Linked DNA regions of Homo sapiens: region 1 is linked to region 2. A link is a contact called in ENCODE Hi-C or POLR2A ChIA-PET data. All regions are on one chromosome and are shown on one strand. Each heading gives the region's core, a stretch centred on a gene start or an enhancer-like site at or near the end of the contact. The rest is flanking DNA. Distances are from core to core; before and after follow the strand shown.

Region 1 (5,950 bases), core at 1,608-4,107, 42 kb before region 2:
TTATGTTATTTTTGTTTGGTTGGTTCTTTTGCTGTTGAATTATAGGAGCTCCTTATATATTTTGAATATTAACCTCTTATCAGATTTTTTGGTTTACAAATATTTTCTCCCATTCTGTAGGTTGCCTTTTCACTGTGTTGATTATTTTCCTTGGTGTACAGAGGCTTTTTAGTTTGATGCAGTACCACTTGTCTACTTTTGCATTCATTGCCTGTGTTTTTTGGTGTCATGTTCAATAAGTCATTGCCGTGACCGATGCCATGAAGGTTTCCTGTATTCTAGAAGTTTTATAGTTTCAGGTATTACATTTAGGTCTTTAATCCATTTTGAGTTGGTTTTTTCTTTTCTTTTTTTCTTTTTTCTTTTTTTTGAGACAGGGTCTCACTCTGTCATCCAGGCTAGAATACAGTGGTGCAGTCATAGCCCACGGCAACCTCAAACTCCCTTGCTCATATTTATTTTTTTTTTGTAGAGATGGAGTCTTGCTATATTGCCCAAGCTGGTGAGTTGATTTTTGTATGTAGTACAAGATAAGCGTCCAGTTTTATTCTTCTGCATGTGACTATCCACTTTTCCCAATACCATTTGTTAAAGAGACTATCCTTTCCCCATTGTTTATTCTTGTCACTCTTTTTAAATATCAGTTGACTATATGTTCAGTTGATGAAGGGATAGACATATAGGTCCATGGAACAGCACAGACTCCAGAAGTAGACCCACACAAACATGGTCAATTGATATTTTTGACTAAGGTGTCAATTAACTCATTGGAGACAGGATAGTCTTCACACAGAATGGTGCTGGAGGAATTAGGTGTCCATATTTTAAAAAAAAATAATCTTGACACATACCTTGTACCTCTATAAAAATTAAGTAAAAATGTATCATAGACCAAAATGTAAAACCTAAAACTATAACACTGCTAGAACTTCCTGGCCCGTTGTGCTGGCCACATGTGGCTATTTAAATTTAAACTAATTAAAACAAAATAAAATTAAAAAATTCAGCTCCTCAGTTGTTGCAGCAACATATCAAGTTCTCAGAAGTCACATCTGGCTAGCTATACCCAGTGTATTGGTGAGCACAGATTATAGAACATTTCTGCCATAACAGAAAGTTATATTGTACAATGCTGTTCTAGAAGAAAACAGGAGAAAATCTTTGGAATCTTAGGCAAAGATTTCTTAGGAGGCAATATGAACCACAGGAGCAAAATAATTGATAAATTGGGTTTCATCAAAATTAAATCCTTCGGTCTTCAAAAAGCTCTGCTGGCCAGGTGTGGTGGCTCATACCTGTAATCCCAGCACTTTGGGAGGCCAAGTTGGGAGGATTGTTTGAGCCCAAGAGTTTGAGATCAGTCTGGGCAACACAGGGAGACTCATCTAAAAACAAAACAAAAAACAAAAACAAACGAACAAACAAAAACAACCTTTGCTAAGAAAATGACAAGCCACAGACGAGGAAAAAAAATTGCAAAACATATATTTAGTACAGAACTGGCAACCAGAATATAAAAAGCATAAGTTTCAAAATTTAAAATTTAATAACATAATCATAGTCTGAGAAGTCCTAAACATTTTAATAACAAAAGAAAGTAAAAAGTGGGCAAAAAAATTTGTATAGACACTTCATCAAAGAAATATGGATGGCATATTATTTAATTTTTCTAATCTTTTTTCTTTTTTTGGCTCTATTACGTTAGTAACTTACAACTTTTCTAACCTTATACAGGTATGCATCCATTTTTTAAAAATCAGTAAAGGTTATCTGGTTGAGAAGTTTATGATCTACTTTTATTTTCTTTGTTCCTCACTGGATCTTTTAAAGTGCAAATCCTAGCAAATGAAACCTGAGGAAGAAAGTCTCTAATCGGGGGTGCGTGTGTGTGTGTGTGTGTGTGTGTGTCTAAAAAAGCAAACATCTTTTTATAGTTGTTTCTGGTTGTCCAAGAATAGCAATAGTGAATGTAAAAGGAAGCAACAGTCTCTTGGGCAATCATTTATAGCTTTATCAGTGTATACGATCATGTTAATGAACTGATTTGTTCAGCCTGTTTGGACCATGAGAAAATGTGACCTTCCTAATTGTATTCAAATCCGTCAGAGTTGAAAAGAAATATGTGATTTGTTTTTCTCGTCTTTAACCTGTCTAGATTTTGCCTAAGCAAATGTGGTAGGCAGAATAGCGGCCCCCTTAAAGATGTTCATGTCCTAATCCCCAAACCCTGTGAATATGTTGCCTTACATGGCAAAAGGGAGATTGCAGATGTGATTACTGATTTTGAGATGGGGAGATTTCCTGGATTATGCAGGTTGGACCAATGGAATCACAAGTGTCCTAATAAATGAAGGAGGAAGGCAGGAGAGTCAGAGTCAGAATGATGCAATGTGTAAACGGCTCAACTGGCCATTCCTCTCTTTGAAGATGGGGTCAGGCCACAAGCCAAGGAACGGAGGCAGCCTCTTGAACCTGAAAAAGGCAAGAAAATGGATTCTCCCCTAGTGCCTTCAGAAGGAACGTGGACAAGCAGAACTGTAAGATAATAAATTTGTGTTGTTTTACGCCTTTAAGTTTTTGGTAATTTGTTACAGCAACAGTGGGAAACTAGTGCAGCATACCTACAGGACTGTTCCATTTGTAAGTTCTAAAACACAGGCAACTGATTATTTTTATTTAAATCAGGAGCACAAATCATTTTAAGTTTCACTGCCAGTGCTACCTTGCTCTCTAGTGAGCAGGTTTTTGACCCTTGCCCTCCTGCCCAACTCTGTGAAATACTTAGTTGAAAAAGTGTGCACACTGAATGTGCTAAAAAGGGTAAAAGTACCGTGAGTCAACCCAAACATTAGCAGTCCTGGGTGTGTGGGCTGTGGGCCACCTGCACACCATCGCCATTGTATGTTTGCACCACCATTTGTTTATTCATTTACTAGCTGATGGACATTTGGTTTGTTTCCAGTTTGAGGTGATATCAATAAAGGTGTTTATAATTTGCATACAGGTTTTTGTATAGACATATATTTTCATTTCTTTTGGATTAATACGTGGTAGTAGGATTTCTGGATTTTTTAGTAGGTGTGTTTATTTTTTTTTAACTTCAGTTGTTTTTCAAATTGGTTGTACTGTACTCTACCCATAAGTATGAGAATTTATATTAGTCCATTCTCACACTACCATAAAAAAATGCCTGAGACTGGGTACTTTATAGAAAAAAAGGTTTAATTGGCTCACGGTTCTGCAGTCTGTACAGGAAGCATGGTGTCATCTGCTCTGCTTCTGGGCCTCGAAGCCTCAGGAAACTTAGTCATGGCGGAAGGAAAACAGCGGGCCAGCACTTCAAATGGCTGGAGTAGAAGGAAGAGAGGGTGCAGGAGGTGCTACACACTTTTAAACAACCAGATCTCATGAGAACTCACTCACTATACAGTATCAAGGAGAGATGGTGCTAAACCGTTCATGAGAACTCTGCCCCCAGGATCCAGTCACCTCCCACCAGGTCCCACCTTCAACAACAGGGATTACAGTTCTACATGAGATTTAGGTGGGGACACAGATCCAAAGCATGTCAGAGTTTCGGTTTAAAATCCTATGGAATGGTACAAAAAGAGCTATGAAAGACTTCCATCCACCCCTAAGTCCTTTGGCCCATTGTGAAATTTCTAGTATTAGCAGAAATACTAAAATTTGTTAAATCTGGTTGGGAGACTCTAACTCAAGTGATTTACATATGGTTTATGTATAGATGAACCATAATTTGTTATTCAAAATGGCCATAATTTCTTTAGGCTACTTAAATGTGCTCTGTCTCTTCAGGTGTAATGAGAACTGCCATAATACTACCTGAATTGTTGAGGGATTATCTTTTAGCATTGTTAGATAAGGGAGTTGGGTGGAGAGAGGAGTATGAAAGTATATGTGGGTCTGAATTTGCACGTTCGTAGAGACCATGCTAAATCACAGCTTTGTTATAAGAGTTGAAAGAGGGAGGAAGAGAGAGATTGGGATCCCCTGGTTAGAGGGAGCAAATTGGAGAATGTTGTGAAGCAGGGTTACCGGAGCCAGAGGCATTATGATTAATGGTTAGTTTATAGGATTGAATGGTCAGTTAGCAACAAAAAGAGTAGTGACTGCCTGATGTTCAGTTCTATATGCACCTTCTTTTTGGGCCACTGCTAGATATTCGTTCCTTAATGAAAGACTCCTCCTTGCCCTTGGCTCCAAAACAAGCAGATTAAGTGAAGTTTCAAAAATAATCTTTTTTTTACCCCTCAAAGGCATTGACCCTCTTTGTTTGGGAGGAATTGTGCTAGGTACTAACAAAACAGAAATGAACTAGTTGCAGCTTTTGCCTTTAAGAACTCTGACTTTTCTTTGCATCTCTTAGAACTCTGATACCTTACACATCTCCCCCAGGCAAGGTGGGCAGGTAGAGGTGCAGACACAGGAACATAGCTGGATGGCACCTCACATAGTGAAGCACTGGGATACTGAGGAATATACATGAGGTCAGATGATCTGGCTTTTGAATCCCAGGTCTGATGTTCTGGTTTGGTCAAATCACTTCAACTTTCTTTTTTTTTTTTTTTTTTTTTTTTTGAGATGGAGTTTTGCTCTTGTTGCCTAGGCTGGAGTGCAATGGCATGATCTTGGCTCACCGTAACCTCCGTCCCCTGGGTTCAAGCGATTCTCCTGCCTCAGCCTCACGAGTAGCTGGAATTACAGGCACATAATCCTGTAATCCTGGCTAATTTTGTATTTTTAGTAGAGACAGGGTTTCTCCATGTTGGTCAGGCTGGTCTCGAACTCCTAACCTCAGGTGATCCACCCACCTCGGCCTCCCAAAGTGCTGGGATTATAGGCGTAAGCCATTGCGCCCAGCCCAAATCACTTCAACTTTCTAAAGACATTTCTTGTTCCGTAAAATAGGGATGTATCAGAAAAAAATGCTATTTTAGCAGCCAGTTTGCCCTGCAAGTGGAAGCTAAGGATGACAGAATTATAGCCTTTTTTTTTTGGCCAAGGTAAAGGCCTAATCTAGAGAGGAATGACTGGGAACTGAGGGCTACAATTGCTCTGCATAGTAAAGAAACAAGAATTTTTGGTTTTCACTTGAGGCTGGAAGGAAGGTTTTTTTTGTTGTTGTTGGTTTGTTTTGCTTTTGTTTGTTTAGGCAAGTGGGAAAGAAAAAGTAGATGCCTGCCTGCCAACAGGCTGAGAAGAGAAGTTGCTCCTCCCATGAGTGAAAAGGAAGGGGGAGGGAGCTTTGATGACTGATTCTCAATTTTTAATTGTTTCCTATTCCTTATTGTAATCTTCTTCCACTAAAGATCTGCTCTTCACAAAGCCCAGATGATAGTGGTGCTTTGGGGACAGGTAGGAGAGAGAGCTGTGTCCACACCAGTGAAATAAAGAGAGGGGAGATGATGAGAAGGAACAGATAATTGGGTTGGAATCAGGATTTGGGATGAAACAGTGACAAGGGATCATGAAGAAGGTGTAAACACCCTCCTTAGAATGGTTACTTGCTGAACTTGGGTCTGCCCACCCAGAGCAGCAAAGCCACACACTGACATCGGGATTGCAGGGAGAGAAAGTGGGGCATTTGTTGCAGGGCACCAGGCAAGGAGGATCAGGGAGGTCATGCTTAAGACCTGAACTCCCAGATGGCTTACACAGGTAAGGCTTTTTAAAGGCAGCGTGGCAGAGGTTACAGGCAAAGTCATAAATCAATACATGAGGCTACATATTGGTTTAACCTAAAAAGGTGGGATATCTCAAAGTGGAGTAGGAGTGGAAGGGTACAGCCCATAGATCATAGGTGGATTCAGAGATATTTTCTAATGTGCAATTGTTTAAGGAGGTGAAGCTTTGTAGAAAAATTTGAGGTCAGCAGAAAAGAATGTTAGCTCTGGCCTGTGGGCAATAACTTCCTCCAGGCCCTTCAAGA
Region 2 (6,364 bases), core at 480-2,979:
GGTGACTGAAGCCCCGCAGGAGGTGGGATTTGCAAAGGACATTATTGGAATGAAGGGTGAAATTTGAATAAGGTCTGTAGATGAGATAACAGTATTGGATCTGTTTTAATTTCCCAATTTTGATAATTATACTGTAGATACACAAGAGAATGTTCTTGTTTTTAGGAAATGTGTACTAAAATATTTAGGGATAAGAAAGCATCACTGTCAGCCACTCACATTAGAAAATGTGTGTGTGTGTGTGTGTGTGTGTGTGTGTATAAAGCAAATGAGATAAAATATTAATATTTGGGGATTCTGGGTGAAGAATATATAGAAATTCTTTGGATAGTCATGTCTTTTCTATAACTCTGAAATTATGCCAAAGCAAAAAGCTTAAAAAGGTTTTAAGGGGGCAAAAAGCAAAGAATTTAAGTCTTTAATTGGAAACTGATCTTTTTTTTTAGCATACATACCACTAGGAAATTTATATATTTAGTAGCTATATTATGAATAATCCTGAAATGATTACTCAGCTCCCCAGATTCCTCCATGATTAGTTTACATTTACAAATATTTTCCTGTAGTTATACTGAAAATGATTTGTTTGGTGTCCATGCACCTCTTTTACGTAGCCGTTCACTACTTCTCCTCCCGTGCCTATAGTGTGCCAGGTTCTAGCTAGGAGTGTTACATACGCTGTCTCTCATAATTCTCACAATAATGCAGAGAAGGACATGTTATTGTACCCATTTTACAGATGAAGAAAGAAGGATTAAAGATGTTAAATGACTAAATGATGTTACACAGTTAGTTAAGTGGTAGAAGCTCAGTCAGAACCCAGGTCTGTAAATACTTCCCAGCAGAATAAAGGCCAAGGAGAGCCTCACTCACGGCAGAGGGTAGAAGAGTCAAGACGAAGCAGCAGCCGGTGCCCCCTCCCGCATAACTGGGCAGGCACCCCGCCCATCACACCCTCGCAGTATCCACATGCCTCTGCCACGCTGGGCCTTCACGCCCTTGCTGGAGCTGGCCAGCGACACTCACCACAGATAAAGCACGTGGTCTTCAAGATCTCTTCCTTCTTCTGCTTCTCACTCCTCAGGTCAGCAAAAGTGTCAATGATAACCCCAAAAATCAGGTTAAGAACAATGATGATGACCATGAAGAAGAACAAGAGGTCATAAATAACTCTAGCAGCAAACAGGGGTTCCTGGAAAAGAGAGGTGTCTGGATCAGTCTGGGTCCCTTGCGACCCTTTGGTCTGCGGAGCCTGGGGCACAGCTCAAGTGAGACCTCATCTACTTGGGTAGAAATTAAATTGGGCATTCAACTTTTAAACTGAAAACTGCATCTCTTTTCATGTCCCCTGTCTCAATTGCGACTTCTCCAAGTGTGGTGTGACACAGCCAGGAGGGATATTCACTGTGCGTTCAGGTGGATCAGGCCTAACCCTGATGGAAACAGTCCCTAAGTCTACTGAACAGAGAGCCAAAGCCAACCCTTTCCACGCAGCTGACTTTGCGGCACCACCTCACGTGATAGAGAGGAAAGGAGCCTGATGAGCTAGTTCCGCAGCTACTCAGCCCTACTCCCAGCTCTTCCTCTGCGTCTTCAGTTTACACTCAACACCGCTGCATGGTGCTCCCACCAACCACCCCACCCGCCCCCTTTGCCCTTCCTTCCCCTCGGGATTAATTTACCTCTTTGGACGGCTTCCTGAGTACATCTCCTACTCCACCCCCGCTCCGCAGCCCGTGACTCAGCACAGTGACAATGCACATCAGCAGCGTCTCACATGTGTGCTCTTTATCCTGTTCCGTCTCTTCTGCAGGGACCAGCTCTGTGAACACGGCAAGTAACAACAGAGAGAAAACGTGAGGAGAAAAGAGAGACCGGGATTTTGAAATCCTGTTTCCTGAATGCCATCTCACCAGGCACACGAAAGAATAAAATTAAGGAATCAAGAGCCAAGAATTTTCTTATTTTCTTTCAAAAGCTAAAGTCGTCTGGGGCAACTGTTTTCATCGCTAACCCCCGCTAATTTCTCCAGCTATGGTAGTATTGCTCTCCCTCTGTGGGATCTAAAACATGCCCTGTCCTTTTCAGGTTTTAAACCCCAGACCCAGCCGCAAACAGTCTTTTCATGTCAGATGAGTTGCTTCGCAACTCTGAGTCACAGGCCTCTTGTCTCTCAGATGAGGGTTATGCCACAGGACACAGGTTCCTCACTGGGAATGGTGTGAGGACTATATCCAGGGATATTTCACGGCAGGGCCTCTGGATCAACTGCTTTACATTGGAGGCTGTTCATTCTCACTGGTTTATGCAGTAAGAGCCATGCCTTGCTGTGTGCCTCATTCCTTTCTCCAGCTGCAGAGGGTCTTGCTAAAACACAGATTTCATCACTCATCTTCCAACAACCCCTGACCATCCTCTGGACGAAGTTTAACCTCCTACGCCTGACATAGAAGATCCTTCATGATCTAGCCCTTTGTTTGTATCTGTGGCTTCATTTCTTGCCACTCTCCTTCCTTATAATCATTATCTCCCCAAACTTGCTGTTTTTTTCTTTTTACCTTTAAAGCCTTTAGATGTACTATTCCCTCTCCTTGGAATATCAAGAGTCTCCTTTTATAGTTTGGATATCACTTTCTTGATGATACGCTTAGCCCAGTAGTAGGCCGGGTGCCTAACTTCTGTATTCCATCCTTATTCCCAGCATTGGGCAACTCTCTAGCAATCACCATTTGGCCTGCCCGCACCCTCCACTACATTACTGTCTCTTAGAGTACACCACAGTCCCTGGCAAATGGCGGGCACTCAGTATAAATCGGCTGAATCACATCAGATCTTTTCTTCAGGTGTAACCTTCTTTTCCCTTCATCTCCCTCCTCTTTCTCAGCCTTTCCCCTTTGCTATAGCCTTACTCCTGAGCAGTAAATTTAATCTTCTTCCAACATCACCTGCATCAGCTAAGCCTCTGGAGGAGTCCGATATTAACATGGGGCTTACAGTTAGGAGGTCCTACCTTCTCTGGGTGCAGGAGAGGAGCAGTTCTCCCCACTCTCCACCCTACACACATCGGAGAACAGGAACTCGCTTGCCAAACTCTCGCCGGTTTCTGGGAGAGAGAAGGAAATTTTATGATGAACAATCTGGCAGCATATGGTTAAAATGTTTGAAGTCCCCAATTCACGGCTGATTAAACAATTCTTTACATAAATAACACCCTAGAATCTTGCATATAAATTCAAAGCAGAAATGCAATTTACACTTTCATTTGGTGATCTGGATGGGAAAAAAGCCAAAAATGTCAATTCCTGTAGGCTTACTAGAAATATCGCACTTAAATAGCACCTCTCCAACTTTAAAGACAAACAGCTGAAACTCTTAGACAGATACTACTGAACGTACAGACTCTGGCAAGATTTATACCAAGTCTGCACGAGAAGCATTAGCAGGCATTAATAGAAATCCAAGGTCCAGGCCAGTTTAGTCCACAACTCTAAGATGGCTGGCAGTAAATGTCACTTAGTGTCAACTTGGGAGGCTGGAGATACATGCCAAGAACACAGCATTTGGGAGGGAGAGCACAAAGGCTGGCTGGCTCAGTCAGCCACAACGATTCTAGTCTGTTTCTTAGACTCGGGATGAAAAACCAGTAGTATTTCACTAAGTCGGGCCAACTATTGTAACTGAGAGAAGAGGGCACTTGGGTACCATTCAAGTATTATGGTCATTTTTTTTCACTCTCAGAATTGGAAATCTCTTCTGTTCTTGCTATGTGTAAAAATAACATGAGCTCACTGTAAAACCTGCATATAGTAAAAAAGCCCCAGAGAGAGCTACTGCTAGCAGTCTGGAGGTACAGTCATCCATGTTTTAATATATGTATATGGGCTTTTTAATTTTTAAGAAAACATAAGACCAGGCATAGTGGCCCACACCTGTAATCCCAGCACTTTGGGAAGCTAAAGCTGGGGGATCGCCTGAGCCCAGGAGTTCGAGACCAGCCTGGGCAACATGGCAAGAACCTATCTCTACAAAAAATACAATTAGCCACATGCAGTGGCAGGCGCCTGCAGTTTCAGCTACTGGGGAGGCTGAGGTGGGAGGATTGCTTGAGCTCGGGAGGTTGGAGGTTGCAGTGAGGTGAAATCATACCACTGCACATCAGCCTGGGAGACAGAGTGAGATCCTGTCTCGAAAAAAAAAAAAAAAAAGACATACATGTGATCCTACTATAGTTATCCTTCTGCCATTTCCAACTACATCTTGTGGGTATTTTTCCATGGAGGTTTCTAAAGATGTACCTATGTGCAAGGCACCCCACCTCATGGATGTACCATGATCTGATGAAACACCCCCGAACATTTACACTGCTTCCAACTGTACACTGCAGCGAACGTTCTCCCATATATGTCTGTTTCTACGTGCACAGTCGGCAGCCTTTTTTTCTTTAAGTATTGATCCTAGAAGTAGATTTACTCAGTTAAAGGGATGCATACTCCAACGCTCTCAATATGTATGGTCACTGCTTTACAAAAAAGTTGCACTAGTTTAAAAGATGATGTTAGTGAATAAATAAATGTCAGATCTGGTCACCCACTCTTAGCATTTGATATGCCACATTGCCACATTCATTGTGAGAATGAAGACCTGTATTTGAAATTCACACTCTGCGTGTTAGGGAGATACAATGGGGAGATATCTGCATTACTAAAGTCGTTATTTTCTTTAGTTCAGTTATAATCAGGAAATAATCTTTTAGCATTAAAAAGATCAGAAGATCCCAAACCCACCTGGAACAGCTGTTTCATTGGGCAGCCTATCTACTTCCAAGATAAAGTCATCCTTGAAGAAAAGATAGCCCACTATTGAGAACAGGTAAACGAGGATCAGAGCCAGAACTGCTGTCAGGATGATGGACCGTCCATTGCGAGTGACACTTTTAATGACATTAAGCAAAGTCTCTTCTCTGTACACTAAATCAAAAAGCTTTGAAAACAAACAAAAAGAATTTTAAGAAGCCTTGATGTTAGATGTACATCACTATCCCATAATGCAAACTTGGTTTATAGAGAGTTTGCCCTCTTAGACACTCAAAAGCACTACATATGATCTTAACACTGAACATCTTCCCTGGCTTCACAGTGAAACGGAGATGGTAAAAATGAGGAAAAATAAACACAGAAGAGGAAGCAGGAAACAATAGCAACTTCAAGTAGTATCCAGAGCCATTTAGAGGGACTGGAAATAGAGAAAATACATGCTTGTGCCAATGAGTTTCAGAGACAAAGGGAGAGGAAAGTGATGAGGGTCTTGGCATCCATTCATTTAGAAGGTACTGAATTGAGTTTATGAAGAGCCAGCCACCCTGGTCCCTGCCCTCCTGCAGCCCAGTGTCTGGTGGGAAGGCAGACGTACTACAAGCCAGCGTCAGTGGCAAGAACTCTGGACTTAGATGTAAATTCAAATCTCAGCTCAGCTACTGTCCACCGTATGATCTCGGGCTAGGCACTTTCCTCATCCCCTCTGAGTCTCCATTTCCTCATTTGCAGACTGGAGGATGTAGAGTTGTTATGAAGAATAAGTAAACCACGTACGCACAGTGCTTAGCACACTGGCATCCATATGCTCAGTAAGTACAGTAAATAGTAATTATCATCAATTTCCTGATCAAGAGACTGGGGCAGGGTCACATAGCTGGTGTATCGCAGGGACATTAGTGACGTTAACATTGCGAGGGTAAGACCCCTGCAGGTCACAGTGCCTTCACAATCCAGGCTTGCCCTCTGCTAAGGAACCTGCTCTTTGCAAGAAGTTGGCTTCCTGAGGAATGGAGGATCCTTGTAGGTACATATAGGTATGGGAGGATGATGGCTAGTTTTCCAAGAGCTACAGTCACAGATACTTGACTGGGAGAATGGTGGGGAGTGTGGGGAGAGAGCTCTCTGAAGTTACTCTTAGACCTGAGGCTAGTTTTTAGCATGGCCTCTGGCTGCTGTCTAATCCTGTACAGAAGGTTTGGTCTCCACTGTGGCTTTGGGGTGTGACTGCACCATGAAGTGAGTCAGGGGACAGGGTTGAATCCTGACTGCTTTTAATTTGTTGCAAGATGTCGGCCAAGCCATCTAAGCTCTCTGGATCTGTTTCCTCATCTGTAAAATAAGTGGACTGAGACAGCTGATCTCTGAGTCCCTTCCAATTTAGAATTTTTCATCTGAGGTCATTTTCCGGTCGATTGGCTTTTCTGCCTCCTTGACACCAATCTGTGTTCTGAGACTAGTTCTGTGAAGGGCATTGGGTAGAGTAGGATACTTAAAGGGAAGCAAGGAAGAGGGATTTTAGTCAATACAATATGACAGAAGGCAAAGTGTTG

What was found. A loop is a pair of places that touch in the nucleus more often than their neighbours do. ChIA-PET counts read pairs that join two places held with the same protein, here RNA polymerase II (POLR2A). Pooled maps may share reads with other maps.
Region 1: a map of endothelial cell of umbilical vein shows a loop between it and region 2 (4-fold over the local background). The contact joins two enhancer-like sites. A Hi-C loop is called at or near these places in 42 of 168 maps with a recorded cell type or tissue (CD14-positive monocyte, CD4-positive, alpha-beta T cell, CD4-positive, alpha-beta memory T cell and 22 more), 2 of 37 single-sample maps with no recorded cell type and 34 of 50 pooled maps. POLR2A ChIA-PET finds 5 or more read pairs at or near these places in 22 of 52 experiments (A549, A673, CD4-positive, alpha-beta T cell and 15 more).

The regions. Positions count from the first base shown.
Region 1 is chr3:4,853,223-4,859,172 of GRCh38, reverse strand. The region is part of intron 2 of LOC124906209 (a long non-coding RNA gene); the gene reads left to right. Among named protein-coding and RNA genes, the nearest start is that of EGOT, 100 kb to the right of the region's middle. Within about 2 kb of position 2,857, at least 3 of the 41 ENCODE cell types and tissues checked have a DNase peak (open chromatin) inside an H3K27ac peak, as active enhancers do; they include endothelial cell of umbilical vein, where a contact is called at or near this core.
Region 2 is chr3:4,809,881-4,816,244 of GRCh38, reverse strand. It overlaps ITPR1 (inositol 1,4,5-trisphosphate receptor type 1), which reads right to left. Exons shown (of 62, transcript NM_001378452.1): 56 at 4,785-4,980; 57 at 3,011-3,103; 58 at 1,683-1,822; 59 at 1,027-1,192. LOC124906209 (a long non-coding RNA gene) reads left to right here. Exons shown (of 5, transcript XR_007095795.1): 5 at 1,814-1,953. Among named protein-coding and RNA genes, the nearest start is that of EGOT, 61 kb to the right of the region's middle. RefSeq lists an enhancer at 971-2,170. Within about 2 kb of position 1,729, at least 10 of the 41 ENCODE cell types and tissues checked have a DNase peak (open chromatin) inside an H3K27ac peak, as active enhancers do; they include endothelial cell of umbilical vein, where a contact is called at or near this core.